Linked DNA regions of Mus musculus: regions 1, 2 and 4 are each linked to region 3. Evidence: chromatin loops called from intact Hi-C (ENCODE). Cell type or tissue: left cerebral cortex. All regions are shown on one strand.

Region 1 (8,000 bases), 59 kb before region 3:
CCCCTTTTATTCTGCCCAAAGATGTTTTGTCACTCGATAAATACTTGGTTGAGGGCCAAGTGCTTAATATTATTTAATCCCCACAATGCCGCTCATCCCTCCATTAAGCCAGTACTAGTTGAGCATCTACTACATGCCAAGGTTTGGTAAATGATAGGAATACTTTGGCTTGCAGGATTCCCCTTCTCTTCCCTTAAGAATCCCACTCTATAGAAAGCAGAGAATCAGATATGGGACCATTCAAGAAGTTTGGGGCTGCAGGAAGGTCAAGCCCCAAACCTGGGAAGGGTCACTTCCATTCAAGAGCCAAGTGGAAGGAGGCCAGACAGGTCAGGGAAATCCCAGAAGGTACATGCTGGGGTGGAGTCTTAAGGCCTGTGAGTATCTGGCCTGACCATGTCCCTTCTTGCTCTATGTTTAGGGAAGGGACTAGAGTGGGCATGTCATCAGGGATGCTAGATTGACCTGTCCTAAACTGGATACACTCTCTGCATGATATACTATGTCTCTGAGTGACCCTGGAGAGCCTTCCCTTGTCTAGTTGGCGTTATGGAGTTAGCACTTGAATGGAACTTTGCACGGATACGAAGCTCAAGATCAGTGGCCTCCTTCACCATCACCAGTTAGGACCCCTGCAGGGTAGCATCGAATGTGAGAGGACATGGAGTGCTGTAAAATCACACACAGGGAAAAGAGACAAGGCCCGTGATGGTGGGGACACCCTGTAAGGGCAACAAAAAGCCTTGAAGTTGGATAGGGAGGATTTCGAGTCGCCGGCACCTCGGCTTCTCCATCAGCTTCTTGTGCTCTGATGACTTAGCGTGATCTTCAGACTCTCCCCATGGGCTGCAGGAAGGTCAAGCCCCAAACCTGGGAAGGGTCACTTCCAATGTATTATTATTTGAATACAGCCATTCCATCTAACCTGCCACACAGCATCCTAGGCCCTGGCAGAGGTGAGGGAAGAAAATCACCTTCCTAGGGGTTGGGGGAATATAGTCAGATGGCAATGCACACAAGACAATGCCAAGGTAAAGGTCTGGTCTTCAGAAGTAACCATCAAACTACCAGCACACTCTGAGTGTGCAGAGTACCCAGCTCTGTCATGTCATCCAGAGAGGTCAGCTATTCCCTGGCCAGGGTCACAAAGCCTGCAGGGAGGAGATCAGAAGATAGAGCACAGATCTATGTGTCCCTGGGAAATCACTGGCCCTGGCTGTCTCAGCTTCCATCTTTCTCCTGTTACTCCCACAGCAGGCTGCCCACCCTGCTGACTTCCCACCTCTCTGCCATCTCCAGAAGCCCAGTATGAAGACTTTTGTCCTAAAGGAGGTGGCTGAGCTAATAGCAGGAGCCCCAGCCCTTCCTCACTGAGGACATTATTTCATTATCCAAAGGCAAACACAGCCCCATGGTGTCCAGCAAAGCGACTCAGGAGGCTGGCAAAAGCAACGCAAATAGATGGGCAGCAAGAGGCCTTCTCTGGCCCAGCCTTCCCACAGGGCACTGGGACCCTGCTCCATCTTTCTGACAAATGCTGAAGGAGAAAAAGGAGCGTGTGCTGGACGGAACAATTACAGGCAGGGTGATAAGGCACAAAGGCCCTGTCAGATGACCACGGCCTATTGTCAGTTCCAGATGAAATCAGCTAGCCCCAGCTAAGGAGGGGGTGGCATCAGGCCAGACTACCCTTGAAGTTGAATGAAACAGCCCATGGTGCCCATGTCCTGGTGGTCTGTATGGCCCCTTTGCAAGGACACTACCTACCTTCCAACTCATAGTTGTTGTCTGCCTTCTGCCCACCAAGGGCCTCTCACTCCCACCCATGCAGCTTCCTCCTTCTTTTCTGCAGTCCTAGGTGTCACTCACCTCCTCCTGGGAGCTGTCCTGAATTGCTCCACCCTGCAAGATCCTGTTCGGCCTCACAGGTACGGCAGAATCAAGCCCCCAGTTGGTGGACTGTGCCCAGCACCCCACCAGAAGTGGCGGGTGAGACATTATTTTGTGGGTCTCATGTGCAGGAGAGAACAGAAATGTGATGTCTCCACCCCAAGCTTGCCACAGAGATGGAAACACAGTAGGTATTGTGCTCTCTGTGTCTGCTGACATTTAAAAGTCCCTTTAAAGCTCCCCCATTACAGTAGGGATTCGGAAGCCAGAGTATATGGAGTTCAGACCTAAAGCTGAGTTTCTGTGTGTGCTCAGATGTCTCTGGCACTCTCCTGGCTCTGGTGTGTCCACATCTGAGCAAGTAGAGCCAGGGTCAAACTGACCTCTGAGGCTGTTGGCTGAAAGGAGTTTGAGGGAGCAGGTGAGCTGGGCGCTGTCCGTGGTGCTGAACGCATTCCCTCTCTGGAGGATGGGCACCAAGGATAGCAGCAGAGGAATTGGGGGTGAGGGAAGACTACCACCGAGAGTGAGGATCTGACTGGATTGTTATTTGTGGGTACCACAAGGGACTGTTAGCATGGGGGTTATCACTTAGACTGCTGGGAAAGCTTCTGCCTCAATCATAAAGAATCAACAATCCAGCCAAAGACCCCAAGCTGTACTGAGAACACTGCCTGATGTGGGGAGGGGCTGGAAACACACACACACCATGTGTGCATACACAAACACACACGCACAATGTTTATGTAAACATCATATGGCCCAGCCTTGCAACATTAAGCTTGCCAACCCAGATTCGGGCTTTGCCACACTTGTGTCTCACACCCAAAAAGGCACAGGACACCCCTCAAAGATCCACTTAACGGAGGAGAAAGTGAACTCCCACTCCCACATCCTTCTCCCTCCATCATCCAAAGGGCTACTGTCCAATCTTTCCTTCTAATGGTGCCAGGTGCCTGTCTCTATGAGAGACAAAGAAGGCATGTGTGGTGGGAAAAGTGGGCAACAGGCCCAGAGCTAGGAGAGGCAGTAGGAGAGGGAGGGGTGGGAGGAGACCAGGGAGGGAAAGAAGGGAGGGGAAAGAGGGAACAAGGAGAGAGAATAAGGCAGAGATGGAGGGAGGGTGTGGGGAGCGAGGGGTCAAGGGAGGAGAGAAGGAAGAAAAGAAGGAAGGGAGGGAGGGAGGGAGGGAGGGAGGAAGGAAGGAAGGAAGGAAGGAAGGAAGGAAGGAAGGAAGGAAGGAAGGAAGGAAGGAAAAAGTGATTTGATTGGTTGGTTGCTTGGTTCCTCCACCACTGCAGAACAGATCTTGGCAGGCCCTCTGCTGGCCCAGACACCGTCCTCTTCTGAATAATTTCTCCAGCAGAAACTCCATAATTATGGGTAATAACAATCATTCTGATTTGCATGTACTGAGCACCTTTCAGCCTGGGATCTCCAAGTACTTCACCAACATTAATTAATTCATTAGGCATGCCCGCCTCTCTGGGACAGGGAGACAGGATACTCTACCCAGAGCAGCACAGCTGACTATGTGGGTAGACAGCAGGTGGCAGTCTCAGCAGGGGCTTGTGTTCAGAGACCTTGGAGAGAGGCTGTGCTGAGTCTGGAGTGTGCTTTCTGCCCCACGTCCCCCATACCCTGCCTTTGGCTGTTTCCTCAGAAGTCAGGACATCCTCTCTGTGCCCTTTCCAGGACATTCTGAGACTCGTCGGGAGGGCATAGTCTGCCTACCATAGCCCTGACCTCAGACCCACTTGGGAAAGTCATACACTTCCATGAAACTCAGCTTCACTTGTAAAATGGGGCCTCCAGCCCTCCAGCCCAGAGGTAGTTGTGGCACTTGAGTGGCAGGTCCTTCAAACCTGTCATGGCTGCACATAGGAAGATACAGCTTTTCCCTCTGCCCTTTGGACCAATAAAGGACCAGGCCACATAGGTAGTTACAAATTCTCCCTAGAGGCAAGTATTTCCCTTCTAGGAACAAATAGACTCAGGCAGTCCCCACCCTGCCCCCTCCAGGAGCCTGGAGACGCTTCTCACAGACAACAGGCTCTTAGTCCTACTCCTAAAGTCCAACTCTGGCCAGACCCCACACCTGTGGAAGAGGAAAAGACTCAGGGGCCTGGTGAGGGCGTTCCTTCCAAAGGCCAGGCTTAGACTCTCATGTATAAGAGGGAACTCTAAGGTTTAAAGAAGGCTCCCAAACTTATAAACTGTAGACAAATCCAAGATCGTCTGTTCTGGGCCTTCATGGTGCCAATAGGGAAACTGAGACACAGAGAGGAAGAGCCACAGGCTTTGAAGTCCACCCTGGAATCCAGTCCCGGTAGGATGCTTTGTGTTGTCACCTCGAGCAGGTGACTACCCCTGAGCCTGTTTCTCTATCCACAGGTGAAACAACTTCAGTCATGTCCAAGCAGTGACCCTGGAGCTGCTCACACTGCTGTGGCTGAGCTGGCGGAGGTGTAGTCACTGGTGATGCCCAGATACACCTCCCACCTCACTCCCTCCTGGGGGCCACACGGACCTTTCCCTGACTGGTTTCATTCCTCCGACATCTCCTGAGCCTCTGATGTGCCTTGAATGCTCTGCCGTCACCTCTTTAGCCTCTCTCTGCTCCAGGACCTTATGGGTCACCCCAGTCCCTCCCTCAAGATGCCTTGCTGTTCCTCCACCTAGGAGGTTGCCTTTCTTCCTCTCTGCCAAGTTTGAGTCCCTGCCATCCTCCATGGCTCCATTAGCCCCTCCTCCAGAAAACTTCTCTGGGAGCCCTGGTGTGGTTTATCCTTTAACTACTTCAGTGTCCTCCCCCACCTCTGAGGCCTTGTTAAGGATTGGGTCTCTCCATCAGAGTTTCAACCAAGTCTCTCCCCTATCCTATAGAGACAATGTGGATAAGCCAAGGCTCATTAGGAGGACCTGGGCCTGGCATTGGTAATAGGAACAAGCAAAAGTCAGGAGAGACCCTGCCCCAGTCAACCCAGCTACCTCCAAATAAGTCTACATGTGTGGGTGATGCCTCACAGATTTAGAACCCATGTTCTCCTCAGGCCCAGAGAACTCACAACAACAGTCACACTTGCAGACTTGGCCACAGACCACAGGGAGTGAACATACATTCTCCACTCCACATAAATTCTCACACACATATATTTACAACAAAGTATACTGGGACTCACTCGTGGTCACACTCATCAACCAGATTTACACGGCATATACTGCCACACAAGAACCACAGGCACATCTCTGAACACAAGGTAACAAACATTCTCATACCATGTACCAAGGAAGGCCAAGCTGGAGCTGGACAATCAGTGCTCCTAGCTGTTGAGGTGTCTGGTCATTTCCCTCCTTCAGAGCACTAGTGTGGCTTTCAGTTAATTCTGCATATTGGTCTCTTATAAGAGCCCCATCAGAACATGTTAACTTGAAAGATAACCACAAAGGTACCACCTAATGAGGACAGGGTGCTCTAAGGGACAGTCCCCTCTACTACCTCCCTGGAGGGTACTGCATACTGCTCTGTGTGTGTGTGTGTGTGTGTGCCACTGGACACTATTGCCACATGCCCTCATGTGTGCTGCACACTTGGCCACATTCATCACATGCCCCTGGGTTCAGCCACCATCCTTCCTGTGCAGGTTCCCCTATGCATACAGACACCCAACTCCGCAACCTGTGAGATATGAGAAGGAATGATAAGAAAGGAAAGCCAGTTTGCATGGGCAGAGGCTGGGTCCCTGCAGTCCACACAGGGATGGTGCTTCTTCCTCAGCCTTCCATTCCCTTAGTGCTCAGTGGGTAGCGTGAAGACCTGGTCAGATGTCTTTGGCGTCCCAATGCCAGGTGAGAGGTATAAAGGTCTTGTGACCTGTTGGTTTTGTTTATGTTTGTTTCTGAATGCAAAGTTCTGTTCCCTCCATGGACCCTGAGTTGTGTTTCCTCAGGTCTCAGAGGATTGCAGATAGTTGTGGAGACAGGTACGGAGAGCAGCAGCCATAGGCAGTGGCTACGCTGAGGCAGAGCAGAGTGGAGAGGAGTGGCCCAGGTCTTATTGCCCAATCCAGGCCAATACAGAGATCGCTGGATCTCCCTGATTCTGGGGTGCGGCCCCTCACCCCTCACCGTAGCATGCACCCCAGGTTCCAGGCCTGATGAGGAGTCCAATCTGCAGCTTGTTAGCCCCAGATCTGCTCGTTAATCACTGCAGGCTGCCTCTCCTGGCCTTGGCTGTGTCAGCCATAATAATATATGAAGAACATTCATTTATTCACCAACTTCCCACTCAGGAAAAGATAGATGACGCTGTGGGAAAGGATTTATCCTGACACCCAGCTTTCAGCAAAGTGAGGCTAATTTAAACATTTAAGTCAATGGCTTGCCCCGCCCTGCCCCTCCTAAGTTTTTCTTCTTTCTTTCTTTTTTTTTTTTTTTTTTTTTTTTTTTTTTTTTTTAAAGATTTATTTATTTATTATATGTAAGTACACTGTAGCTGTCTTCAGACACTCCAGAAGAGGACGTCAGATCTTGTTACGGATGGTTGTGAGCCACCATGTGGTTGCTGGGATTTGAACTCCTGACCTTTGGAAGAGCAGTCGGGTGCTCTTACCCACTGAGCCATCTCACCAGCCCCTCTTTTTTTTTTTTTAATGGTGACACATGGGAGGGAGATTGGAAATGTACCAGTTCACAAGGCTTGGGGTTGGAGGCAAAGTAGAGGGAAAGGGTGGCTACTAGGGTTCCCTCTGGCCTTTCCTCGAGTATCTTCCAGCCCCATCTCTACAACCAAATCTAGGAAAGAAGTAGGTGGGCTTGAATCAAAGCACTGGGCAAGCCTGTTGCTCACCATGCACCACAGAGCAAGCCACCCCCCACCTCCCAACCTCTGCTTGCTAATCTGTGAGGATTCTACCAAACTGGTGGGGCCCCACATCTCAGCCACATCCAAACTGGCTCTCTTGTTCTTCCCTAGGTGCTTGGTTTGCTATGAGGAGAATGGCTAGGAGACAGGATGCAGACCTGGGCAGCAGGGTGTGGCTGGGGGAGTGGTCAGGCCTCCTTCTAGAAGCACAGCTCCTGGAACTCCACCTCGGGGCGCTTGTCCTTGCTTTCCCAGTTAGTCTGTGGCCCTGGCAAGCGACTTACCCTTTCATTGACTCGGTATCCTTGATAGAGAAACAACCAAGAGTGCGTTCCTATTTCATGGGAATCTTGCAGACAGAGCCACTCTCCACACTCAAAAACAAAACAAAACAAAACAAAACAAAACCAACCCTTGGGACTTCACTTTTGTGTAAAAAAGACTAAGGCAATGTAAAGGTTGCAACCAATGGCGAGGGGCAAAAGGGCAGAGACTGTCCTGGCTGGAAGTCATCCTGACCCAGACCTCAGTGTGCCTCCTTTCTTCAGCCGGGACCTGTCAGCTGTGTTCCAGGGTGGGCTGTGTGCCACTCAGCCTGCAAGGAGCTACCTCAAGCTTCCTGAAGGAGGCTGAGAAATTCCCTAGATTCAAGACTGAGCAAACTACCCATCCCCTCCCATAAAGAAAAGGTGTTCTCATGTGGAGGTTTGCATAGCACCTGAGGGCAAGCCAGGTGAGGTAAGGAAGGGTCAGATACAGAGGGCTGGCAGTCTGTGGTCCAGGCGAATACAAGACAAAGCACACACGCGCGCGCGCGCGCACACACACACACACACACACACACCACCTTCTGTGGGCTTTCCTCTTCCTTCAGTGGTCTCTGGCCTGAAGTTACAAGGCCATAAGAGCTCTGTAACTTTTGAGCCAGAGGGTGAGTGTCACAGAGCAGTTTCTATCAGAGACAAAGGCTGGTTAAGACAGTAGGGACTTGAAAGCTCTGTCAACCTGTACCTTGTGAGAGCCAATTCCACCCAGGTAGGCCTGGTCCCATTTACTTTCTAAGATTCTGTTTCTTTACCTGAACAAACAGAGCCCACTACGCCAGCCTCCATAAAGTGACTGTAAAGAACAAGTGACCTCATGTGGACGTGCTGTGATGACCACAGTACCTAGCGCACAGCAGGCACTCAGAAATGGGCCCCTTTGCCTTAAATCCTGTCCCTGGTTCCGAAAGTACAGAGAGAGC
Region 2 (8,000 bases), 72 kb before region 3:
GGGCCAGAAGAGCCATGCAGCAAGGATACGGTCAGGAGTGCCAGCAACCCCACCTGCCAAACGCCCTTTCTCTAAGCCTCCTGGCCTCAGCTGCCTATACCAAACACTGGTTCCCACAGACAGGTGTCCACCTGTGGAATCTGTATGGCTTTGCTCAAGGCAGAGCACTGTCCAAGGCTGGTACAACTCATGCCCAGCCTTGACTGCAAAGGAAGCCATGCCCCCACATGCCCCACCCTTCTCCACTGCCCTAGCTGATGCTAATGGGAGCACTCCTGGATTTTCTCAGCACCTCTTCCCAGGCCTTCCTCAGCCCATGCTCACACACATGCTCACACACATGCTCACTTGGGCGCTGTCCAACAGGCAGTCTTCTCTATCGTAGAGGTCTCCCAGGGCCGGCCCACTAATTGCTCAGAAGCATATCCAGCAATGCTGACAGCCCTGTAGACTTGAGGCCATCTCTCCCCTGCTCCCTGGACCCACACAACATCCACACTTCTGAATCCCACACATCTGCGGGCTCCCCAGATCACCACCCTGCCCATTTCTATTCCTCCCCATAGTGACCACCATCAGCCCCACCTGGGACGAGTGCCGATAGCTTGAGCTCACACCCAGCTAAGCAGGGCTGAGGCTGTGCTGCCACCCTAGGAAGGGACACCAAAGGCAGTGATTGCAAGATGGCCTATCTGAGGAGGCACGCTGCAGCTGGATGTCTGGCAGGGTCCAAACGCAGAGGAGAGACGAGCAGGTCACATCCATGAAGGTCAGAAGTGCTGGCTGACTGTGGCCTCCTGGTCCCACACACTTTCTTTAGGATGTGATAGTCCAACTCCCACACACACCATGGGTCTAGGAGTGGGGACCCAGACCACAGTCTATTTCACTACTGGGTTCCATCCCTTCCCAGTCTTGGCTCCCCCAGCTCTAAGAAGGGAACAAACTGCTCCTTCCCAAGACTGCTGTTGCTAAGACGAACGAGCTAATTAAAGTCTGGAAAGGTTTCTTGAAGACTTAAAAAGAGGTGATTGAGCATGCAAATCAGGAGCAATTACTGCCCCTCCTCCAGGTAGGCAGCCTGGGATGTTGCTACAGGGCAACTCTCTGCTCTGGAGCAATAGGCCCTGGCAGAGGGCTCAGCTATGGAGTGCTGAGCTTCCCCTGACCCTCAGGTCCTCCCTCTCTTCTCACACCTCTGTTGCTTAGCACCTGGTGTGTGCGCTTTACCGTTTATTGAGCACCAACTGTGTGCACCGTCTTCTCTACACAAAGTAATGTCCAGAAGGATTAATTTTCAGAAGCGCCCTTTGACCTATCAGAAAATGAAGGAAAGGGTACCACACAGAGAGGAGTGAACCTGACCCTCAGCTCATGACCTCACTCACCCCCCTGCCAGGCTCGGGGGAGGCTCACTGCACCAGTGCCATACTCCATAGTCTCTCCTGCTGGTTTAGTTTGTGGAGGTGAAGCTGACTCAGCAGCCACATTCAGGCGATGATAGGAAATTAAAATCCCCAAGTCTGCAGGAGTGTCTTGGGCATCAGGACAGAGGCCCCCCGCAAAGTGTCTGCCCTGAATCTGGAGGCTGTGCCTCACCCCAGGCCAGCAGTGCTCATGGGAAGAACGGGGTCCTCAGGGTGATCTCAGCACAAGACACCCTAGAAACCCAGTGTCTGACTTACCAAGTAACCCCCAGCCCCAACTTCCTCACCTGATTTACCTCACCTAGGGGCCCACAGCTTTGCTCTCCTGAAATGCGTAGGTAAGCCTCACTACTGGCTGGTGCCCTGACTGCTCCGAAGGGCCCTGAATGCCCATAACCTTGGCCTTAGTAGACTATGAGACACCTTCTTGCCCCCATGCTGATCCCTAAGCCTTGTCCATTAATTCAGGAAACCCTTAGCAGACCCACACGGCTGCAGAAGCAAAGGCAGCCTCCAGGAGATGGAAGAAGGAAAGGAACCACACTGCTCACCTCTCTGGGGCCTCACTCCAGGCTCACAGCTCGCCAGCAGGACTCCTGCAGAGAAACAGCAGGGAGGAGGTGAGCAGACATCCAGACAGACGTGTCCTGTAGTCAGCCTCATCCAAGCCTCTGCTCAGTCTAGACTTCCTCTGCCCCAGGGGCAGGAGAGGCTGCCCAAAGATGCCCAGCCTGTTTCACAGAGTGAAACCAGAGTCAGGTCAGAGCAGCTGGTGACTGAGATCTAGGGCTTGCTTTGGCCAGCCCAGGCTCCGCATGTGCTCTGAGATATGTGAAGCAGACCACCGCATCCCACTGTACCCTAATACCCCACCCTGACTATACACAGGAGCAAGAACAGTTGTCTGGTGGCTGGACACAAAGGGCTGGGCCTCACAGTCACTTGCAAGGCCAGATGTGGGCCATGGTCCAGCAGGGCCCAGGAGAACTGAGAAGAATGGAGAATCAAGACCCACATATGCCTGGTACCCTGACCCAGCCCAATTCACCTATGTCACTGGCTCACCCTGTGACTCTGGGATGGCCCTTTATCCCTCAATCAGTAGTTACCAGCAGGTACATCCATCACCAGGGGGCAAACACAGCTTACTGCCACCCTCAGTTTCTGAGCAATGGGTCCTGGGTGGGCTTGAGACTGCATTTCAAGCAGGACCCCCTGGGAAATGGTACTGCCATTCAGGGTCCTATTTTGAAAACTTTTGGATTTGAACCTTTATCTAACCTGCAAAATATATAGTCTGATCTCAAGAAGTTCATAGCCTGAGGGTGCACACACACACACACACACACACACACACACACACACACGCTCATAGCAGCCATGGGGGTGAGATGGGGTTGCTTTCCAAACACAGATTTGACAGTTGAGAGCTCTGGGCTGGTGCAGTCCTAGAAGACTTCCAAGAGGAGGTAAAAATTTAAATTTCCAAACACAGGTGATGCACACCTTTAATCCCAGCACTCAGGAGGCAGAGACAGGCAGATCTGAGTTCGAGGCCAGCCTGGTCTACAGAGTGAGTTCCAAGACATCCAAAGCTACACAGAGAAAGAAATCCTGCTTCAAACAACAACAACAAAAATCTAAATTTCTATCACTGCATAGTATTGTTTTATTATTTAAGTACAATAGACAAATTCCTGTTCCAGGCCACTTCTCAGAGGTACTGAGTGCCCTCTGGGGTCCACGTGAACCTGTAGAGAGGTGCATATGCAGGGTCTACACAGGGTGCACCGGATCCTGTGTTCTTCCACAAATGTCCTCACAGAGTACCAACTGTTGCTTGTGCTCACTGAGTGCCTACGTGTACACCAGATGGCAGGCCAAGAGAGCCATGTGTTAACCCCACTGGTCCTCATTGACATGGGGACACTCAGCCCATCATTCTCTGGAGCAGTGGGTTCTCAACCTGTACACTGCAAGCCCTTTGGAGGTTGCATACCAGACATGTGAATATCAGATATTTACATTATGATTCTTAACAGTAGCAAAATTACAGTTATGAAGTAGCAATGAAAGTAATTTTATGGTTGAGAGTCACTGCAACATAAGGAACTGTATTAAAGGGTTGCAGCATTAAGAAGATTGAGAACCACTGCTCTTGAGGATACCGGGGTGTTGAATGGTGAGCTGCCCAAGGGCTCCTAGTTAGAGAGCACCCAGAGTCTGGAGCCTGGAAGTGCCATACGAGCTATACTGTGCTCCTCCACAAGGGGGCACACCCTCTCCAGATGACTAGGAGCCCCAAAGAAGTTTGCCTGGAGGGTTCCAACTCTGTTTCAAACATTACCTACTGGGTGGTGGGAATTCTGCTTCCTTGTGTAATGCACTTCATTAGGCACATTCCCTAAGAGTAGGTCAAAGCATATACCCACTCCAGATTTTTCTAATTGTTGCCAAATGCCCTCCAAACACGTATTTTGGCTGACATGTTATTTAATTCCCCATGACAGCTTTTACTCAAGATTAGTTCCAGCCAGGTTCACGTCTTTAATCCCAGCACTTGGGAGGAAGAGGCAGGTAGATCTCTGTGAGTTCAAGGCCAGCCTGGTCTATACAGTGAGTTCCAGAACAGCCCTGGCTACACAGGGAGAGTCTTAGTCACTGAGATCTAGTGGCATCTGAGGTGACATCTCCTTTTTGCAGAAAGAAAAAAAAAAATCAAAAGCCTAAGAATCAGAGAGATTAAGCCCAAGGTCCAGTCTAGCACAGTATCATGGCAGGAAGTGTTAGCTGGAGGAAAAGAGGGAGGGAGGAAGGGAGGGAGGGAGGGAGGGAGGGAGGGAGGGAGGGAGGGAGGGAGGGAAAAGATGCTCAGCTCTCAGCTCTTTCTGTCTTCAGTGCCGTCCTGACTAGTATATCGAAGCGCTCTCGGGAGCCAGGCTCCGATCCCCTCCACTCCACAAGATGATCATAACAGATGTTCAGAAAGCCGTTTGGTCAGACCAATGGTCATGCTCTATGCCCTGGTCCGCAAGATTTGGACGGTATCCGATGAGCTGATGGCTTCTCCCACATGTAGACACTTATCTCTGGCCTCCCAGGACTACTCTCCTCTGGTCACTCTCACTCCAAACATCAGAGGTCAGTGTTCACAGGCCCTCTTCCCTCTCCTGACCCCTCACTCCTTGGTTGGTTTTCTCGGGTCTGGGATTTTGACACAGTTGCCTCTGGCTCCCTCGTGCTAGCCCCGGTCTCCTGAGCACAGCTACAGAACTAGAAGCCGATTTGTCATTGCCCTCCTAGAAGCCCCGTCCAACACAGAACTTCATTTTTAACCCTAAAGTACATCTCCCTCCATCTTGACTCCTCTTTACCCCACACCCACACCCAAACCATCACCAGCCACTGACATTGTTCCTAAAACACATCCAGTCCCTGAGGACTCAGCTCCCACTCTGTCCCACTCTGCTCTCACCCTGCTGGAATTGGGCAACTCTTATGGACAACAATTCAAAGCCCACGGCAGACTCAGGACATGCTGCGGCTGCCTGTATCAGCAACCCATCATAACGCCTTCAGGGCTTGCCCCACTCTCAGAACCCCCTTCCAATCACTGTGGCCTCTGGCCATTGTTAGGTGGGCTAGCCTCAGGCTGTAGACATCTTACTCCTGGTGCAAAGCTCCTCCCTCCCCTCAGCCCGCAAGTATAGTGCCTGGGCATACTAACCACTCACCTTCACACCTTCACAGCATTTATATTGCACCTGTCCTTGCCCTGCTTGGGTATGTGTGTCCCTGTCCCTTGTCTGTCTCTTTCTCAATGCAGACCACAGATACCTTGTTCGCCTCTGAACTTCTGTGTGAACTGTGTGCTGCCAAGTGAATCCTCAGAAACTTGTTTGTTGAGTGAATAAATAAATTAGTGGAGCCAGCTATCAGCGACTTAACTCTCTGAAGGAAAAGTCTCCCGTGGGAAGCAGGAAGGCACCCTCATCAGGGCAGGACCCCGAGCACAGGCTGTTCTGTGACAGTGGGGGACTGACAGGTACCAGTGGGGCTTGCAGCATCTCTGGGATGCCACGCTCAGCAGCCCCAACCAAGGGGCACGTGGGGCTTTCACACCTGCCAACCCACCCCACTCGGGAGGGAGCCCTGGGGCAGCCAGCAGCTGAGAGAGGCTGGCAGGGGGCCAGCATGCCTGCCAACAGCTGGCGCTGCTGCCAGGCAGCCGGGTAATCGTGTTAGCCAGCGGAAATTGGTCCAGGGAGTTTTTTTCCTTCGCCTCCCATTTTCCTTCTCTTCCCTTCCCCCTTGGAGCTGCAAGACTCATAAGATTGATCTTCGCCTGAAACGGAGGAGATAACTCGATATAATGAACTCCACTGTCCCTCTTGCTGTTTGGAGCTTTTAAAAAATTTAACAGGGTTGGGGACAAAGGGGGAAACACTGTTCTCAGGGGCTCTCTGAAAGCCCCCAGCCCTGCTCTAGGCCCCTCCCCCAACCTGGCTTCTGCCTCCTTTCCCTCCCTGCTCCCCTGGGATGCCTTCATGGAACAAGGTTAAAAATATCCCCTTTCTCTTGCAGGTTTGAAACATAATTTTGGTGAGGTCAGGACTGGGCCCACCAATGGTCCTGCTTCCCACAGCCCCCAGCTCATGGCTGGCTCCACTCCCCAGGGTCACCAGCCTGCCTGGGGTGTGTGTGTGACAAGTTGGCTCAGTCCATTGCTCTTCAGCAGGCCAACCACCCACTGGGGTTCTGGCAGCTGTGTGGCTTTTGTTCCTGCAAACAGCTCTTTAAAGAGCTGCCTAATGACACAAAGGAGCCTGGCTCACTGCACCCGGGCACCGTGCACACCTCACTGGGCAGCTCTCAGTCCTACCTCTTTTTGCTTGGTGTCCTACTCAGTTTCACATAGCTGTTTAGTGAGCATCTACTCTGTGCCAAGCACTAGGCTGGAGGCTGAGACCACCAAACCCTGAGTCTCCTGACCTAAAGAACCTTATAAAGCCTGGTGACAGAGGCAATCATCTGTCAGTGGTCATACAGGTAGAGAACATATTGGAAAGAGCTTTACGGGAAAGGCCAGGGAGCCCCCAGGGTATGGCAGCGATCAAGGAAGGCCTTCCGTAGAAAGTGTCCTTCTAGTGAGAGCCAAAGGACAATGAGACTACCAGGCCGGAAAGGAGCAAGGATGTTATGGGGAGCATGCTACTAAATGGGGTCCCTCATCTGGTGTTCTCGGCCAGCAGAAAGAGACCAGATCCACAATCTACTTAGCACCCAAGGCCCACGTGCTCTCTGTGTAGACCTCGTTAAACCCTGTGCACCTTTCAAGACACAGCTCCATGCTTGCTTGGTAGCCCTTAGCTCCAAGGATATCTCAGGTTTCCAATTCTCTGCCCTTGGACCAGCTTGATCTTTGGCCCCCTCAGATCAAAAATACAGGAAAAGCAAAGGGATGTGGGCCTAGGGAAAAAAATAACCCAAATCTCCTTCCAAGACATTCCCTGCAACCCCACAAGCAGCAGCAGGTCTGGCCACCCAGGAAGGTCTGGCCTGTTCTCTCCCTAGGGCCTCCTGCTGGCAGGAAGAAACCAGTCTGACCTTGCAGTCTGAAGGCAAGTACCTTCCCACCCCAGCTTCCCGGTGCAGCCTCCTGGGGACAGGCATCAGGGAGGCCCGAAGGTACAGGAAGCTCAGGCTACTCTGCTTCCAGAAGCAGGCACTTGGGCCTCCATGCAGACCTGAAAAATTTACCAAGACCTCAGCAGAATCAGAGGCCATAGGGGCTCCAAGGAGCCCTGGGTTCAGAGGAAGGAAGCTGGCTGGTGAGGCAGAGACAGGGAGAGGTTTGGGCCCTAAATCAGGCAGAAGGGGCTGTGGTACAGGGGTGACTGACTGGTCCAAGGAGAAGGTTTGCTCCAGCTAGCCAACCTTGCTGAAGCCCCCATGCCAGCCCGGAGAGGCCAAAGGTGCTGCAAGCATGAGGGGGCTGGACATACTTTTAGAAGCCTCTGAACTGGGAGCAGACCCAGCCCTGCCCACAACAGCCTTCTACAGCCGATGTGCAAAGAGGCAGACAGTAAGCCTTACAGAGTGCTGTGGGGGGAGGGGCTCCCTGCCCTCCCGGAGCCTCTCTGAGATAGGCAGCTACAGCCCCCTTTACAGAGGAATAAACTGAGATCCGAGTCAGAAGAACGTCCCGAAGAGCCATGTTAGCTCATGGTGGGCATAGAACAGAACCTAGGCCTGTGTGAACATAAAACTGCTAACCACAGTAGCCAAGCAGGACAGAGAGGCCACATGGCTCCCAGCCAGAAACCCTGCAAATTCCAAACTTGTATTTAGCCCACCAGCTATGACGAGGTCACAGCATAGTCGAGGAAAACTAATTCCAAAGGATGACATGCTGTTGAAAGAGATGAGGACTTGAAGGTTTAGACTTTGGCAGAGATTGGAGTAAAGTTGGTCACCAGAGAACAAGGAACTGTCTTGGTGTTAAGTGTGGCCAGCCCTGGCACTCCCCCCATAAGGAGTTCCTTGCTGCCAGCTCATTCTCTGAACCCCATG
Region 3 (8,000 bases):
CTGCCTTCTCCTGAGGTGTCTGACAGACTCCAGGGAGATAATAGAGGTGGAAGGAAGTGTTACACCTGAAAGCTTGTCACAAGTAGAGGTTGCCTTCCTAGAAAATCCAGCTAGATACTGGCTGGCCCCTCCAAGTAACATCCAAGCTAAGATCAAGGCTTCAACGCCCAAAGGTTTGTACTTTGAATGCCAGGGGAAAGTGTATATGGGCTTCATCTGTACAGAAGAGAACTGGAAGGATTCAAGATCAATCAGCAGCCAAAAGTTGCTTCCTTGAGGAGGAAGAGCCTGTGCTGGAGATAAAGACTTAGCAAGGGAACTCTGGAATGTTTCCTGAAGCAGCCAGTACAGGCCCAGCAGAGACTCACCGGAAAGGGGATACACCGAGTGAGACAGGCTTGACATCAATGGCCAAAAGGTGGGATGGATATGCCCGGCTAGTGGGCCTGGTTATGCCCCTCCCATCAATCCCCAGCCTCTTGAGTGCTGGGCATCTAGTCCTCCAAGTAGCACAACTCAAACACAGTTGTTTCCATTGTCAGGTAGTTCCTTTCTTCCAGCAGCCAGTCCACCAAGCAGGATGCACCCAGGGACACACTCACGGTCACACATCTGCACCCTTCCCACTCCCGCACCTTCATGGTAGTTGCAAAGACATCTCTTGGCCCTTGTGGAGCTGTCAGTACGCGGTCCCGCCTGACCCTGGCAGGGTCACAGGAATCCTGTATGGGGACAACTCCAGGGGTACTGCTGGGCTTGATAGGCGTCCCAGAGATCCCATGGTTGACCTGATGCAGTGTCAGAGAGGCAACCTTCGACCCCTCAGGGGCCCAACAGAGCCCCCACCCGACTCTCCCTCTTGTTTTCTCCTCTTGAAAGAAAAGCCAAAGTTGTACCATTAAAGCACCTCCACCCCCACCGCCTCCAGGCCCACCACGCCCGGTAATTCCCCGCAAAGTTGCTCCAAGCCTGGATGATTTCCGAGCCAGGTGAGGGTTTGGTAGAGCTGCGCAGCAGGAGGGGAGCGCGGTCACGCTGAGGGGGGTGCTGAGCGTGCACGCCCGTCACGGACGCGCACTCGACACCCCACCCCCACGGCTGCCCCCGAGGTTCCAGCCCAATCAGAGGCTGCGCACGCGGCGCTGCCGGCGGGCTGACACCCTAGCTCCCCGCCTGCACCCCTGCGGCCCCAGCCCAGCCGCAGCATCCAGACCCAGCCACACTTACCATCAGAGCTAGTCGTCCGCGCGGGGCTCTGCTCTGGGCCGGCATCACCAGGCTGGGCTCGCCTCCGATCCCAGCTCCAGCTTGGGTTCTCGCTCCGCAGGGCTCAGCTCCGAGATGGTGGCAGCAGCAACCAACGAAGCAGAAAAGGCGTGTGTGTGTGTGTGTGTGTGTGTGTGTGTGTGTGTGTGTGTGTGTGTGCAAAAGAGTGTATGTGCACAAGAGAGCGCGCACGACGTGTGCGCGGCAGAGCCCCCGCGCTCCCCTGCGCGCCCGGCTCCTGCCTCCTGCTCTCCACGCTGCGATGCCAGCAGAATCCCTAACGCGCGCTCCCACCCGCCCGTGCGCTCACACTCGCGCACACCCGGGCGCGCACACACCCCCGCCGCTACACACCCGACTCTGCACTTTGGGTTCTCGCCCTCCTGGGGAGCTCATCAAGGTTCCCCGCTGCCACAACGACCTCTCCGCGAGACCCTTCCTGGGCCGACCGCGCCTCACGTTCCCCGCTGCTCCCAGAGGACACCCGGCGGGCGTTCCCGCTCCTCCGCTGTGCCCTGCCCCGTCGTGGCCGCGCTAACAACCCCAGCCCCGGGCCCAGCTACCCCACTCCTGCGGCTTCCCCCGCACTCCCGCCCACAGCCGTGTGCTCTTGATTCTTTCGGTCGCTGCTCTTGTCTTCCACCTGTCCCCGACCAGTCTCCGGCCTCTCCCGCTGCCTTTCCTTCTGCCTTGCCGCCGCCCTTTTCCGCGCCCACCTCCCCACTGCCCTGCACTGCCTCTCACATTTTCCGCATCACACCGAGCGCCGCCCGCCGCTCGCTGAGCCCAGGCTACGGGCGCACAGTGGGCGGCGAGGGTCCCCGCTGTCCCTCTGCTCTTGGCCTGAGCTAGGCTGATGGCGACGTCCCGCGCTAGCCTCGGCTGCGACTCACAGCGCTCATCTCGCCGGGACTTAAAGGCATAGTGCACACGGCTCTACCTGCCCCACCCGGGGCTCCGAGGAGAGCGGCCTCGCAGAGCACGAGCAAGCCCGGGCTGTGGTGCAGTTGGGGCCGGATCCGCGGGGCTCCAGTCCTCCGGGGCTGGAGGTGAGTCAAGGAGAAGGAGAACGGCCCAGATCACACCATCCAGGGGGCGCTCAGCGATTGTTGCTCTAAGCCTGAGGGCCAACAGGGATCTGGGGAGAGTGTAGGCTGGATTTCCAGGACTATGGGGCCCTGGGAGGAAGAATTTGGAAGATAGTTGTCCCGACATTAACCCATCCCAGCTGAAGACACCTGTTAAGCAGGAAGGGCAGGGCTCCTGGCCCAAGGTGGACTCCCCGTCTATGTGACCTTGGGCAGATGCTTACACTTCTTTGAGCCTCAGTTTACCTAAGAAAGACATGGGCTTCCATCATCTCTAGCGCCTTGTCTAGCTCTGATATGTTAGCTGCTCTGAGGACATCGGGGTGCTGGAGTCCAGCCTCTTCAGGTCCTGGTTGCCCTGTCTCTTGTTCTGACTCTTCTCCCATCTCATCCAAACAGGGGAAAGGCAAAAGTGAGCAGAACCGGAATCTACTACGCTACAGCACTCTACAAAACAGCATCTCCCTGGACTTTCCTGTTCATGGCTCCTGCAGCCCAATTCTGCAGAGTATTGTTGATTTCACCCAGCTGGTCCCTAGGCATCTAATTTGTTGCCCCCAACTTGTGCTAGGTGCAGTAGTATCAGACACTTCCATCAAACAGAAAACGAGGAAGCAGGTGGTATAATAGAACTGTTGGGGTGGCAGGAGAGCCCAGGCAGCTTCCTGGAGGAGGTGGTGGTGAATCCATCAGAGCGTGAGCTGGAGGTGGCCAGGCGAAAAGGGAGACCAGACGGGGAGGAATAGAAATCTCGTTCAGAAAGAAACCTAAGGGAAGACCAGGAAGTGGGAAATAAGGAATGCTGTGTGTGTTATTGAGAAACTTTGTATTGAGTTTCAATTCTGGGGCAGCAGCAAGACAGCTTTGCTCGATCTAGGTAGGAGTCCGGTTCTCACCTCCCACCTTAAACTGCCTTTGCAGGAAGGCGCTTCTCTTGCTTAAGCTCTCTCCAGCCTCTGGTCCCATTTCTGCAGCCTAATGAAGCACAGCCTCCCCCTGCTGACAGGAGCTGGAAGTGGGAGAAGCCCAGACTGGGCTCTGCCAGGATGCGACCTGGATACTCTCAAGTTCATTATCATGAAGTTGCCCATCCCTCCAACCCCCTTTCCCCCTGCCCCAGCCCAGGTAGTAGCAACGCCCCTTTAATCCCAGCATTCAGTAGGCAGAGGCAGGAGAAACTCTTGAGTTTGAGGCCAGCCTGATCTATGAATCGAGTTCCAAATGGGGGTGGGGGATGGGGACCTAAGGGAAATAACACAGAAGAGTAAGAGTAAATCAGACCACAGTGGCATTTGCCCTCTGTCTTTTTCCTTTCCTGTCTCTAAGCCTGGCTCTGTGGCCCCTCCTAAAGTCCCTTCCTGTCTCCATTTTCTCCTTCTCTGGCCCCTTTTCCTCTTCCTTCCCATCAGACTTCCCAGAGCCCCCAGGGAGATGAGCTCATGACTGCTGGCTCTGGCTCCACACACCTCCTGAGGAGTCACCCAGGGCATCCAGGTGGCCCAAGGGAAGCAAACAGAGACAAACAGCCATTTCCCAGGGGCCCTGCAATCCAAGCAGAGAAACAGCTTGTGTCCCCATCCATTTATCCTACTTCTCCTGTCCTGGAAACCACAGACGTTTATGTATAAGCTTAGGAATCATTGCTTCCTGCTTTGCAATGCAATCCCCACATCTAACACACTTTCTCTAGCTTTTACTTCCCCCTGAAATGCGGGAACAAGGTGGCCCATCAGGAACTAGGCACCTAAGTCTAGTTCTGTTATTCTTCCTTGGTATATCCAAGTCTAGTCCTGCCCCTCCCTCCAGGAGTTCTGTGGGTGTCTTACCAAGGTCCAATCACTGCTTCCACCCACCTCCAGTAAAGGACAACGTGGCTGTGTTTCTGACACAGTCGTCAAGCAAGGGCCAGCCTGGGCTGGCAACACCTACAGGCAATCAATCCCAGGAAGGAGCGAATAGTTACCACCTGCTACGACCCATGAAGATTGGGTCTGGAACCCTGACTACCGGCAGCAAGGGAATGAAAAAAGAACAGACCCACAGGTAGGTGGACACAGGAAAGCTAAGGACAAATGGGGTGTGTGCGTGCTCTGACGCACACATTACCACAGTGAGCAGAAGAGTTCACTATGCACAATGCAGAGCCAGGACTTAGCTGGTCACCGTCGAAGGTCTCTGCAGGTGAGCAGTCTTGGGCTGTAATCATCCAGGACGTGGAGCAGCAATTGCTGCTTTTGTATACACTGGACACTTGTTGTCCCTTGGACCAGGAGGAAGGCTTTGCCAGCCCTCTGAGCCTCACCCAGGGGAGACTTTGCTACTTCCACCAGGCTGAAACATTAAGGTTTTTGACATGGCTCAACCTACGTCAACAATGCGCAGTCACCCAATACTTCACTTCCTTCGGGCGGCTTCTGCTCTCCGCACTCAAGCACTCCACAAGCCTCTGTTTCCTGGGTCAAAGAAAATGGTGAAGTTCAGAGGGTTCAGAGAAATATCACAGCAAGCTAGGCTGTCTACCCTGTGTTTATAAATGCATGGCACTTTCCCATCCCCAAGTCTTTACCCACTTATCTGTCCCCACCACCAAAAGCCCTTCTGTCCCTCAGCAACCTCTTCCATCACTCCCGTTTTAATCTATGCTTAACACACGATGCACAGGAGTCTCCTATCACTTCAAATCCTGACTCTAGTCCCAGGGTGAAGAAAAGAACAAAGCTCAGCAAGATTCGAACTGAGAGCCTGTATTTACCATTCTTTCTGGGAACATGTATTGAGGACATATCCAGCAACCCTAGTGTGGAAAGAAAGGGATGTAAACCATCATCCAGGAAAAAAATAGATCTGAAAAGCTAAGCATTAAGTGGAGGACTGGGGCAGGGGAAGCTCACATGGTTTGGCAAATCGGGAGAGACATCTAGTCTTAGTGTTTGACCTAGAACCAAAGGGTTGAATAGACATTAACTCATAGAAGTTGTGGACCCCCACCCCAGAGAGAGCGCAGCATATGCAAAGGCCCTGTGGTGAGAAGACAAAGAGAGAAGCCATGTGACCAGAGCATAGCAAGGAAATGGAATTGGAGATGGAGCTACCTGTAATGTGAGGCCAAGGCAATAGGTTCTAGTGGGCTGTGTTGGGAGTTGGCTTTTCAGCCTTGAGGCTCTGAGCGACCCTGGAAGTTCAAAGCAAGGGAGGATGAGCCCGCTTTCCAACTGTTTTTGATACCACAACTCTGCTCCCTGCAGTCAGCAACCACTTTTCTTGAGGCCCAGGGCCTGGCACAAGGCAAGGCATATTCAGAAACTTGGGCTTTGTAGCTGAGCTGACAATTCAAGGGACCAGGAGAGCTTGGCTTCTCCCAAGTCTACCTAGGCAGCACTTAGCCCTCCCTGCCTCAGATAAGTAAGCATTATGTCTCCTCCATCTTGGGCCATAGCCTACCACAAGAAGGAAAAGGAAAAGACAAGCAAAATGCTCCACCAGAGTTTCAGGGCCTTCCCAAGCCTGCCATTGGCTCGTGCTCCCCATCCCTCCTCCACTCTTCCCAGATGGGACATTCCATCAGTTTTCTTCCCTGAGAGGCATCTTCCTATGCTCTCATGGTTTCTTCCTTGTCAGACAACCTCAGAGCCTGGGAATCCTTGCTGACCAGCCTGGGAGCCGTGCAGAAGGAGAATCTGCCACAGTGCCACCGAGCGGGTCTAGAACGCGGTCTGCTCCATCTCAGATGTGCTAGCCTGCGTGCGCTGCTTTGCTTTCCACAACAGCTCTGCAGTCCCTGGTCAGAGGGTAACTGATCTCTCTTCCTAAGGATGTGGAGATGACCCTGCAGGTGACCTTGAGGTCATGGAGGTCTTGCAGAGACGGCTCTGGCACACCTGTTTCTCCCATGCTAATCACACCCACCCAGGCCTTGGGGAGGGGCTCTGCTCTGCTCAAAGCCCAAGAAGGCTGCCTGCTGCCCAGGGAAGGAGACATGTAGCACAGACATACAACAGAGACCTAGGAAAGTGTGGCCCCATGGCCATAGGGCTATAGGGTCGTGGGTGTCAGAAGCTAGGCAGAAAAGGAGCCCTGTCCACAACTCAACAGTAGAGTTGAAATTGCAGTTTGGTAGGTCGCTGGCTGGAGAAGGAGGCGTTGGGGGCTTGTCGCAGGCACCTCAGGAACAGATCTCCCATTCAGTCACTACTTGCTAAGGATGAGTTCTCTGCCAGTCCCATAGGCCTGTCCTCAAGGGACTCATGGGCCATGGGCAAAGAGACACGTGGACAGTTATGGCCATGAGTAGGAAGACCATATCCCAAGTTCTGGAGAGGGTCATATGTCAGGAGAGTGGGGAGAACAGGAAGTAACATATCCCAGGCCTGAAGAGCCTGTCTCTAAGGAAAACGGAGAAGATGGCTAAGCACTCTTTAGTCAGCCCTAGTTCTAGGTCTGATCAATGTGGGCCTGGCTCAGCAGTAGTGTTTTCTTAATGGAATAGAAAATGGCCTGAGAGAAGGAATGCTATCAGCCAGGACTACACTGAACTCTTGGTATCTGCCATGTCAGGCCTGGCATGCTTCGGTGGTTCATAGAACATGACCTGACCACATGGAAGCTCTCTTAACTCAAGAATGTAAAGAAAGAAGAGGAGGAAGAGGGGGAGGAAGAAGAGGAGGAGGAGGAAGAGGAGGAGGAGGAGGAGGAGGAAGAGGAAGAAGAAGAAGAAGAAGAAGAAGAAGCAGCAGCAGCAAAAAAGAAGGAGAAGGAGGAGAAGAAGAAAGGAGGAGGGAGAGGAGGAAGGGATGGAAGGAAGAAACAAAGAAGAAGGGAAGAGAGCTGAAGGAAAGAAATGAAAATAATAGGAAGTAACCACAGTGCTCTGACATTAGCAATGAATAAATGGTTCCTTTACTTTGAGTATTGGGGTGTCAGGTCAAGGGTCAGGGCCTGGTCACTAGGAAGGGATATTTTAATCATGGGAAGCACGTGGCTAGATCCAAATTTGTGCCTATCATCTATGGCATTCTGCAGGGATGAAACAGAGCGCATGAAGAAGAGGCTGCTGGGAAGGCCTAGCGAGGGAGAAGGAGACATATGGGACCTATGAGGACAGTGGGCAGACTCAGAAGTGTCTGCGGGAGGGTCCAAAGGGGAATCCCTAGACCCTTACAGCAGGACAGCTTTTGTTGACTGCCAATTAACCCCACTCAGCTTCGAGGCCTTATTGCAGAGTCCCTTACACCAAGAGTGCAGGGACACCCCAGGGCCCTGCTCAAAAGGTCCCTCAGATAAAGGGTTTACCCCCTTGCTGATGGGAGAGGTGAGGTCAGACTACAGATGACTGCCTCTCCCTGGGCAGAGAAAGCCTCAGGTCTTAGGACCTTGCCCCACAGTGGTAGCTACAGCCAAGGACTGGCCATTCGGCAGCTAGAGACCTGAGCCTTATGCTCAACTCAGGACAGCTCTTCAGTGACATGGCCCAACAGACGGCCTGTGTGGTGACGTCATAGTCACACTCTCTGCCCTATGCTCCCCTCACCCTACCCTGTGTCCCAATGAACCTTCTATGTGCTACTCCCCAGAGCCAGCTTCAAGAAGCCTGCCTAATACTGGCTGCCTTTATTGTACCACTTTCTAACTGGCAACTGGTACTCTGGA
Region 4 (8,000 bases), 140 kb before region 3:
TGTTATTTTTTGATTGTCTCCATGCTGGGAAGACTGGCAGAGGGTCGCCATGGCAACTCTGGGCATCCAGCAGGGGGCAACCTGGACCCTGCAGGTTCTGTCAGGGCTGAGCAGTGAGTCATCCTACTGGAGCTCAGAGGCCAGATCTGGATCCAGTCCGGGCAAAATCCTTGTCCTGAATTCCAGTTCCCTCCTGTTCTGGAAGTCAGTTGAAGGGTGAGAAAAGGACAGACAGAAGTTGTCTAGGGAGAGGCCAGGTCAAAGATGAGGTAGTCTCAGGATGAGGAGACAGTAAAAGTAGTCTGAAGGGTTGTCATAGGAGAGAGGCCATGTGTGGACGGCATAGAGGATGGGATGAGAATGAGGGAGGGGAGGTGATGGGCAGGCTGGAGTGTACAGGTTTGATTCTGCTGGCTGTCCTCAGCCACCCCTGAGCCTGTGCTGAGCCAGTGTTTCCTGGGCTGGATCTAGTGTATTTAGCCGCAAAGGTGGCTTCAGAGGTCTGGATCAGACATAGAGAAGCACAGAGAAAGAATACCTTCAGTGAATAGACAGCTATGGTGGATTCACCCACGCATGTACATTCATACACAAAAGCAATGTTCCTTTTGCGTGTGCAAGTGCATGCACGTATGTGTACAGATGGGGGCCTGAGGTTGATGTCCACGGTCTTCCTTGATTTCTCTCTGTCTTATTTGAGGCAAAGAGTCTCTCAGTTGAATCCAGAGGTTGCCCATATGTCTGGTTATCTAGCTTGCTCTGAGTCCAACTAAGCCTTCTGCATCCTGGGCAGGGATTATGGCCTTCTCATGGTTTCTGAGGACCTGGACTCTTTCCCTCACCCTCACATGGCAAAAATTTCAGCCATAGAGCTATCTCCCCACCCCAACAGAGGCCACATTTATGGAACAGACGGGAAGAAGAGTGAACGCTCTGTTTATAGAAATGTGACTGCAAGCTCTGCCCCTGGCACTTGTGCATCCCAGGGCGTGACACTCAATCAGCGTGCTCTGTGTGAGTGACTGAATGACAGAAGCTGAATGAGCAGTGCTCAGAAAGCCGCATGGGAGCCTAGGAGCCAGTTAACACCTTCCCTCTGCTAATTTGCAGGCTGGTATTGAGAGAGCTAAACAAGCTAATGAAACCCAACTGATCTAAAAATGGCAGGTGCTGGAGTTGCTGAGAGGCTAACGGGGTCTGATGGTTGCATGGCCTGGGCCGTGCCCAGAACTATGAGCAAGCCAGAACTAGAAAACATGGCCCAGCTCTTTCTGAAGGTCAAATTATGAGACCTCAAATGTGTATGAAGCAGTGGTTGGTGCTGGCACCATCTTGACTCAGAATTACTTTCGTTCATGGTTGGTGTACTGGCTAGTTTTGTGCCAACTTGACACAGCTGGAGTTATCACAGAGAAAGGAGCTTCAGTTGAGGAAATGCCTCCATGAGATCCAACTGTAAGGCATTTTCTCAATTAGTGATCAAGGGGGAAAGGCTCCTTGTGGGTGGGACCATCCCTGGGCTGGTAGTCTTGGGTTCTATAAGAGAGTAGGCTGAGCAAGCCAGAGGAAGCAAGCCAGTAAGGAACATCCCTCCACGGCCTCTGCATCAGCTCCTGCTTCCTGACCTGCCTGAGTTCCAGTCCTGACTTCTTTCAGTGATGAACAGCAATGTGGAAATGTAAGCCGAATATAGAAACCCTGACTAAGACAGTTGGCATTAACAGGCAAGAACCCTGATGCTTGAGCCATCTCTCACTCAAGAGTCTTGAAATCACTCTAGGCAAACAGTTTCAAATAATGAGCAACCACACCCAAGCTTCAGGTTGCTCGATCAGCAGAACTCCCCCAAGTGAAAGAAGAGGTGGTTCCAGTCTGGCCAGTGCCATGCTGAGCCCTTTTACCTGATGAACTGGCCACTTCTGTCAAGTCTGTGTCCAGGGAGAGGGGCCTGATGTTTTTAGGTCTTGAAGTCGTTGGATTTCTGGATGGATCCTCAGGGATTCTGGGCTGAGGTAGAGCAAGAGATGCCTCAGGACACTTCTTAGATTCTGGAGAAGTCAGGGAAAGCCAGAGCGGGAAAGCCAGAATCCATTTCTCCTTCATGCCAGATCCCAGAGGGAGGCTCACGTGACTCCTGAAAGGCAGGCACAGATAGACCAGGGAGTCAACCAGCATGAGAGTAGGGTGTGACTCATTGACTTCAGGCATACCTTTTGCCTTCTCTGAATTAAGGACTGAATTATGGGACAGAAGCATCCCTCTCAGGGCCACTGTGGGGATCAAATAGGAAAGCAGACACAAAGTGCTTCATCAACGCAAAGTGCCAGAAGGAGTTAGTACTTCTGCTGCTGAGAGGAACTCATTAGGTAGAAGGGGGTCTCATTCTAGCATCCCCAGAGACTCAGGAGCCTCTCTGGGCTTCCAGAACTATACCGAAAGACAGTGGCTGACAGCTATTCCGTCTTCTCAAACAAACCCACCATCTATTGCCTGTGGCTGCGGCTGGAGGAGACACGTGGTGTGTGGTGTGGTGTGTGTGTGTGTGTGTGTGTGTGTGTGTGTGTGTGTGTGTGTGTATGTAGAACAAGTAAATCATTTCCCCCATGTCAACATATCCTCTGGGTGATGTCTGCCTCTCATCTGCCACAGATCCTCAGCCTTCTGTCCTTCCACGACTGTGCCTGCAGGGCAGAGTGGGGTCTAGCATACAGGGCCTGGCTTGTGGGGAAAGGTCAAAAGGAGGGAAGAGGAGTAAGGCCTTTCCTCCCACCGTGGTCTCCTCAGTTTGAAGAGAAGTGCCCTCAGAACACAAGGTCAGACATGGGGATGGGGACTGGGCCAGTCTTTGAATTGAGAGAGACAGAGACCTAAAGAGAAGGAGTTGCCCAAGGTCACACTCTCCCCTACACACCAGGACTTACTCAGTGATCTTAAACTCTAGAGCACACCCATGCCAGGGAGAGTGGCACCTTTTTTTGTGAATTGAGAGGCAGGTCCCCAGCCAAGTGGGATACCCAGACCCCCTAGGCCCTTGTGGTGTTGAATGGAACAGTTGTTGAATGGAATCGGATTTACCATTCGATTGCAGGAGCTGTAATTTGATCTGGGTCTTATGAAGTCCTTAATAGAGTTAAGGTATTACCAAGATCTGCTGGGCTTTTTTTTTTTTTTTTTCATTTGTTAAAAGAGGCTCTGGGCTGGAAAAGGGACTCAGCCGAGTGAAGCACCTGTCTGTTCTCTCTGCCCCAGCTGCCTTCATACCATACCCTGGGGAAGTTTCCATCTGTCTCCATTCCAAAGCTAAAGGTCTTTATCTCTGTGATAGGGATTGTCAGCGCTGGTAATTCATCTGAGGGACGTGGCCAGGAGAGAGAAGGGAGGTGGGTCCCCTTAGATTTGGGGGCCCAGGGGAGAGGCGCTCCTATTCATTAGGTACATTCTGTGTGTTCGCTTTAGCTGACTCAATGCTCATAGCATCCCTGTGTGGCAGGTGCCTGAGGCCATCAGGAAGGGGGATGTTTACCAGGTCTCTGGTGATTTTTTTTTTCCCTTTAAGCATGTGGTTAAGGGTTGTACTTCTTGTCCCCTTCGGAGGTACACGTGGCCCGTGACATGTTTTGAACAATGGAACTTCAGTGGAAGTTACATGAGTCACAAGACAAACTAGCCATGCTTCTCCCTGCTGCCATGGCAACTGTGGCTGTACGTGTTAAAATGGTGGCTATAGCCGTCAGCCGGGGAGTCCTGAGTGACAAGGAACTAGTCCATATAACAGGCTGAGGAAGGAGCTGGTGTTGTGGGAACTCTTAGGGGTTTAGTCAGCTAGTTTGACTGACACAATGTCATTGTGGTCCCCCACCCCTTTCCAGATGAAGACATGGAGGCTAAGGAAGGTTTAACAACATGCAGTGGGAGCCAGAGCGGGTACTCAGTAAAGGCAGGACTCATTCCCAATCCATATGAGGCCAGGAAAGGGCCCCTTCCAAGCTGGGCTCTCACAGCTGCCCCATGCAGGATATGGTCAGCGTCCCTAGGCAGTGAGGACAGGGACTGCCTTTCCTCCTCCTCCTCTACTCTTTGCTAAGCACTGTGCCCTGCAGCCTTCATGGTGGCTTGCTGGAGATGGTGAGGGAGGCCTGAAGGTCAGAGGTCAGAGGTCAGAGATTGGACACCCTGGAAGCGGGACTCCCTCTAGTAAGGTGACCTTGATAAGTTATAAATCTTTTCTGAGCCTCAGTCCTTTTAGGGGCCAAATACTGCCATTCCCTTTGGTTATCTCAGGAACTAAGTAGAGGTTTTAGAACCCAGTAGGACTCCACATCCAGGCTCTGCTGTTACTGGAGGCAGGACCAGGGGCTGTGGTGGCTCATTGCCCTACCTCTCTACCCCACAGCTTCATGGGAAGAAAGCCAGATGTCCCTCCCTTGGGCCCCCTTTCATTTCCTGGGCTCCTACCTGGCCCCAAGAGACAGAGCAGCAGTGTTTCATGACCTGCCTCATGTCTGGGGTAGTGCGATGGGTCAGAGCTAGCATTCTCCTCTACAGCAAGTTTCCAACCTGTTGGTCACCTGACTCTTCCCCTTGCCCAAGTAGTTCCTCCCCAGGACTTAGTCACCTTAGTCACATCCTTCCAGGATTGGGCCCATATCTCTAACTCACCTGTTGTCAGAGATGTGTCCTGAACTATTATGTTAAGGCACAATGGTAGAATGAACTCTGCTCAGGCCTCTCCCTAGGTGTATGGAGAGCCTCCTGGTTGGTGCTGTTAGCCCACTGTGGGAACTAAGGTTTCTACAGCAAGGCCTGCATGTTCTGCTTTTAGATGTTCCCTATGCCATTTCCACTGCCCTGAGCAACTGAGAGCAGAAAGGAGAGAGTACAGGTACAGGTAAGGGACAAGGCCATATGATTTAAGGAAAAAAAGTTACTCAAGGCCAGAACTAGTGATCGAAAGGGATCCTAGACCCAGCTTTGTCCCTGGGCTGAGTCCAGGGGAAGAGTAGCCCCTGGTCCATCCTCGACAGTCCCAGACAGCCAGCTGCCCCTTGGAGCTGTCAGCCCGACTCCGCCACACTCTCTCTTCGCCTTCTTCCACCCCCTTCCCCTGCCCTTTTTCCCTTCCTAAAAACACAGAGAATTGGGATTCAGAAGCCTACACTGCCTGCAGAACGTAGTTCAGTCTCCCAAAAGAGGAAATGCCAATGTGCGGGTTCTCATGGCAACTCCAGCTCCACCCCCTGCAGACGCCCAGCGCCCATATGGCGAGATTCGAGCAGGGCGCATTGACTCAGCCGGCCCCGGGTCTGGCTGGGGCTGCCATAAGGGGCATGTTGGATTTCTCGGCTGTCCTTTGGCAGCCCGTGGAGGGGCCAGCAGGATACACAGGAGCTGTCTGTGGGCAGCAGTGATCTGGTGCTTTCTGAGATGGGCCTTATCTGCCTCCTGCTCCTCTGCCCTTGCTGTATGATATAAACGCTGGGCTTGGGAGTTCCCTGCGAGGTATGGAAGGGCATGGGGAACAGAAGGGGAGCTAGGTGCTGGTTTTCTTGTCCTTGGCAATGGCACCAAGGCCTCCCTGCCAAGCAACGGTGAGGGGGCCAGAGCCCTGATCTCTAAGCCATGGAATGAAGAAGCAGCCCAGGCCTTGGCTGAGCTGCCCTAGGGCACCGCCCCTCCCTATTCACAAACTTCTCATGCCTACCAGGGCAGTGCCTGCCAGCCTGCCTTGTAGATAACCCTGCTTTTCCAGGCCAGCTGGCATTTCCATGATTAATGTAGTGGAAGCTGGTGCCAGGGTTGGGGGCTGCAGGGCTGGTGGTTAAAGAGCAAGTCTTCTATGGCTCAGCACCCATCCTGCATCCTTTGCTGGGGCCCTTTGGTACCAAGTAGAACGTAAGTAGTACTTGGGTTCCCAGTACTTCCCATCTCCTCCCCACTTGACCTCAGACATCAGCTAGCCCTGGGCCATCTCTTGGGTGAGCGCGGCAGGTGATGATGATGGTGATGGGGAAGAGGTGGGAGGAGGAAGAGGAGGAGCAAAGACTGATCAATTTCCTCCCATTGCACCCATGCTCTCTGGAGGCTATGAACCCCGATCTTTCTATGTGGGTTTTACTTTTAGCTTTCTTGTTTCTAACCCTTCCAGCAGACATTTATATGCATGTCAGAGCCAGAGAACCCACAGGTGGTGGGCCAGACCCGTCAGGAACACATAAATGGGGCACAGTGTGTAGAAGCGACACAAGATCACACAGCAAGTCCAGGTCTAGCAGGACTACAAAGCAAAAGCTGTTGTCTCCCTGCCTAGCCCTTCTCACAGTCCTCCCATTATGTCTCTGCTGAAGGAGGGATGGATGGGTAGATGGGGGCAGGGAGCAGGGACTGTGGAACAGATGGGCTTGGAGGCTCCATGGGGAGGGGAGGCTGATGGAGGGGGAGGAGCCCGGGAGAACCTGGAACTCTTACAAAGTTGCGAGTTAAAACATTCTTCACACTCCCGCCTCCTTCACTGTTCTGATGAACCAAGACGTGACAAAAATGTGTCAGATTTTTTAAAAAACCACACACATACACAAATGCCAGGCCTGTATCTACCGCCCGCCCAAGCTTGGCCCATCTGCTTCCTGGGGGTGGAAGGGAAAGGGCCTTAGGAGTCACACCTCACTCTGGTCACCTCTGCTCTAGCACACAAATGGCCCAGGCCATGGTAGAAGGTCTTAAGGGGAAGGCCCTGCTCTGCTCTACAGCCCATACCTCAGCTGGGCTCACCCTGGTGTCCCTCCCTCTGATACTCTCCATCTTCACTCCGAGATGGGTGGAGCCTCCCTCTCACCTGCTGCAGCTGGGGCCCAGCACTTGTGGAGTTCTCTCTCAATGTACAGCTCCAGAAACTGAGGCCCAAAGAGTCGGTTCACTCAACCAACACCAGCTGAGCATGAATTTGCTCTTCACTCAGGTCCATCAGGCAAAGGGGACTCAGTGCTGGCCAGAAACACAGGCACGCTCCCTGGCAGAACAAGATCATGTAGATAGACTGGGGCCCCTGAGGAAGAAGACAGATGGGCTGGCAGCAGGGCCTGGAGAGACACCCAGCTGGGCCTTACTTCCCTGCGACCATCAGTGGGCTTTATCACAGAGCTCAGCACCCTGGGACATGGGTCTCTTTAGTAGCTACTCTAGGTTGGGTTGATGTCATGGGATCACATGTGACCATGAACACACAGACAGAGGACAGAAGAGATTCCTCAAGGATGTAGGCTTGAGCACGGGGCAGGGCAGGGACTAGAGTCTGCCGGGCCTGGTGGATCCCTGAGAGGACAGTTGAGATTGCCAGGCATGCGTATGGGCTTGCTGTGGTCAGATGTGCAGAGGAGAAGCATCACTTCTCAGAGCTGTTCATGCTTCACCCTCCTTTCCCTCCCCTCTCCCTCTCCCTCACTCTGGAGGCCAGCCTGGCCCAGGTCTCAGGTCAAGGAGACTCCTTCTTAAGATTCTGGTTCAAATGCCTTAACGATACCTTTTCTGAAATATGTGCTTGAACTTGTTGAGACAAGCAAGAGTCCCAGCATAGACCTTTCCCACCTGAGGGCCCCCAGGCAGGGCTCCTCGGAGGCCCCCATCAGAGTGGCCACTCTGTCCCTTCCCCTTGTCACTTTGATATCAAAATCATATGACCAGACACCATCCTAGGTGTGGACACAGAGGTTCAGAGAGGAGAAGGAGTTTGTCACACGGAACACAGCAGTTGATAGGTTGGGGGTCAGTTCAGAATGGTGCCACCCCTGTCTCTGTTCAGAGGCTCTAGGGTCCTGATGCTGAGTAATGGGTAGGCTAGACAGGGTAGGCTGTAGCGTGGAGTGCCGGGCCAATGGAAAAAGCTGGCTGTGGCTGGGAGATTTCTAATGGAAGCCTCTTGGATCAGTTACTGGATATCCAGGCAGCTTGACCTTGAAAGCTGGTGGCTGGGAGAGGCTGTGGGCAGCCTAGCACAGATGCCCAGC

What was found. Hi-C counts contacts between places; a loop is a spot of excess contacts. Peaks named below come from ENCODE experiments on the same cell type or tissue, not always from the same donor. Only the 100,000 strongest peaks of a DNase experiment are listed, where the experiment ranks them.
Region 1: it touches region 3 in a loop (4-fold over the local background); 15 of 42 quality-filtered maps call a loop at or near these places.
Region 2: a loop joins it to region 3, with 4 times the contacts of the local background. A loop is called at or near these places in 15 of 42 quality-filtered maps.
Region 4: it touches region 3 in a loop (2.9-fold over the local background); 3 of 42 quality-filtered maps call a loop at or near these places.

Annotation. Positions count from the first base shown.
Region 1 is chr9:56,736,129-56,744,128 of GRCm38, forward strand. It overlaps a transcript of Lingo1 not described here. Among named protein-coding and RNA genes, the nearest start is that of Gm31586, 57 kb to the right of the region's middle. In left cerebral cortex, a CTCF peak has its summit at 3,421 (motif pointing right); DNase peaks (open chromatin) are centred at 2,852, 3,339 and 6,172.
Region 2 is chr9:56,722,323-56,730,322 of GRCm38, forward strand. It overlaps a transcript of Lingo1 not described here. Among named protein-coding and RNA genes, the nearest start is that of Gm31586, 71 kb to the right of the region's middle. In left cerebral cortex, CTCF peaks have their summits at 3,699 (motif pointing right) and 7,026 (motif pointing left); DNase peaks (open chromatin) are centred at 213, 1,055, 1,391, 1,917 and 4 more places; H3K27ac peaks cover 3,960 bases.
Region 3 is chr9:56,794,763-56,802,762 of GRCm38, forward strand. It overlaps Gm31586 (a long non-coding RNA gene), which reads left to right and starts at 2,156. Exons shown (of 2, transcript XR_379478.3): 1 at 2,156-2,315; 2 at 2,754-3,645. It also overlaps a transcript of Lingo1 not described here. In left cerebral cortex, CTCF peaks have their summits at 6 (motif pointing left), 2,324 and 3,344 (motif pointing left); DNase peaks (open chromatin) are centred at 456, 661, 1,109, 1,568 and 3 more places; H3K4me3 peaks cover 3,030 bases; H3K27ac peaks cover 3,205 bases.
Region 4 is chr9:56,651,699-56,659,698 of GRCm38, forward strand. The region is part of intron 1 of Gm31642 (a long non-coding RNA gene); the gene reads left to right. It also overlaps a transcript of Lingo1 not described here. Among named protein-coding and RNA genes, the nearest start is that of Gm31642, 4.8 kb to the left of the region's middle. In left cerebral cortex, a CTCF peak has its summit at 68 (motif pointing right); DNase peaks (open chromatin) are centred at 2,299, 3,697, 5,215, 5,697 and 1 more place; H3K27ac peaks cover 7,178 bases.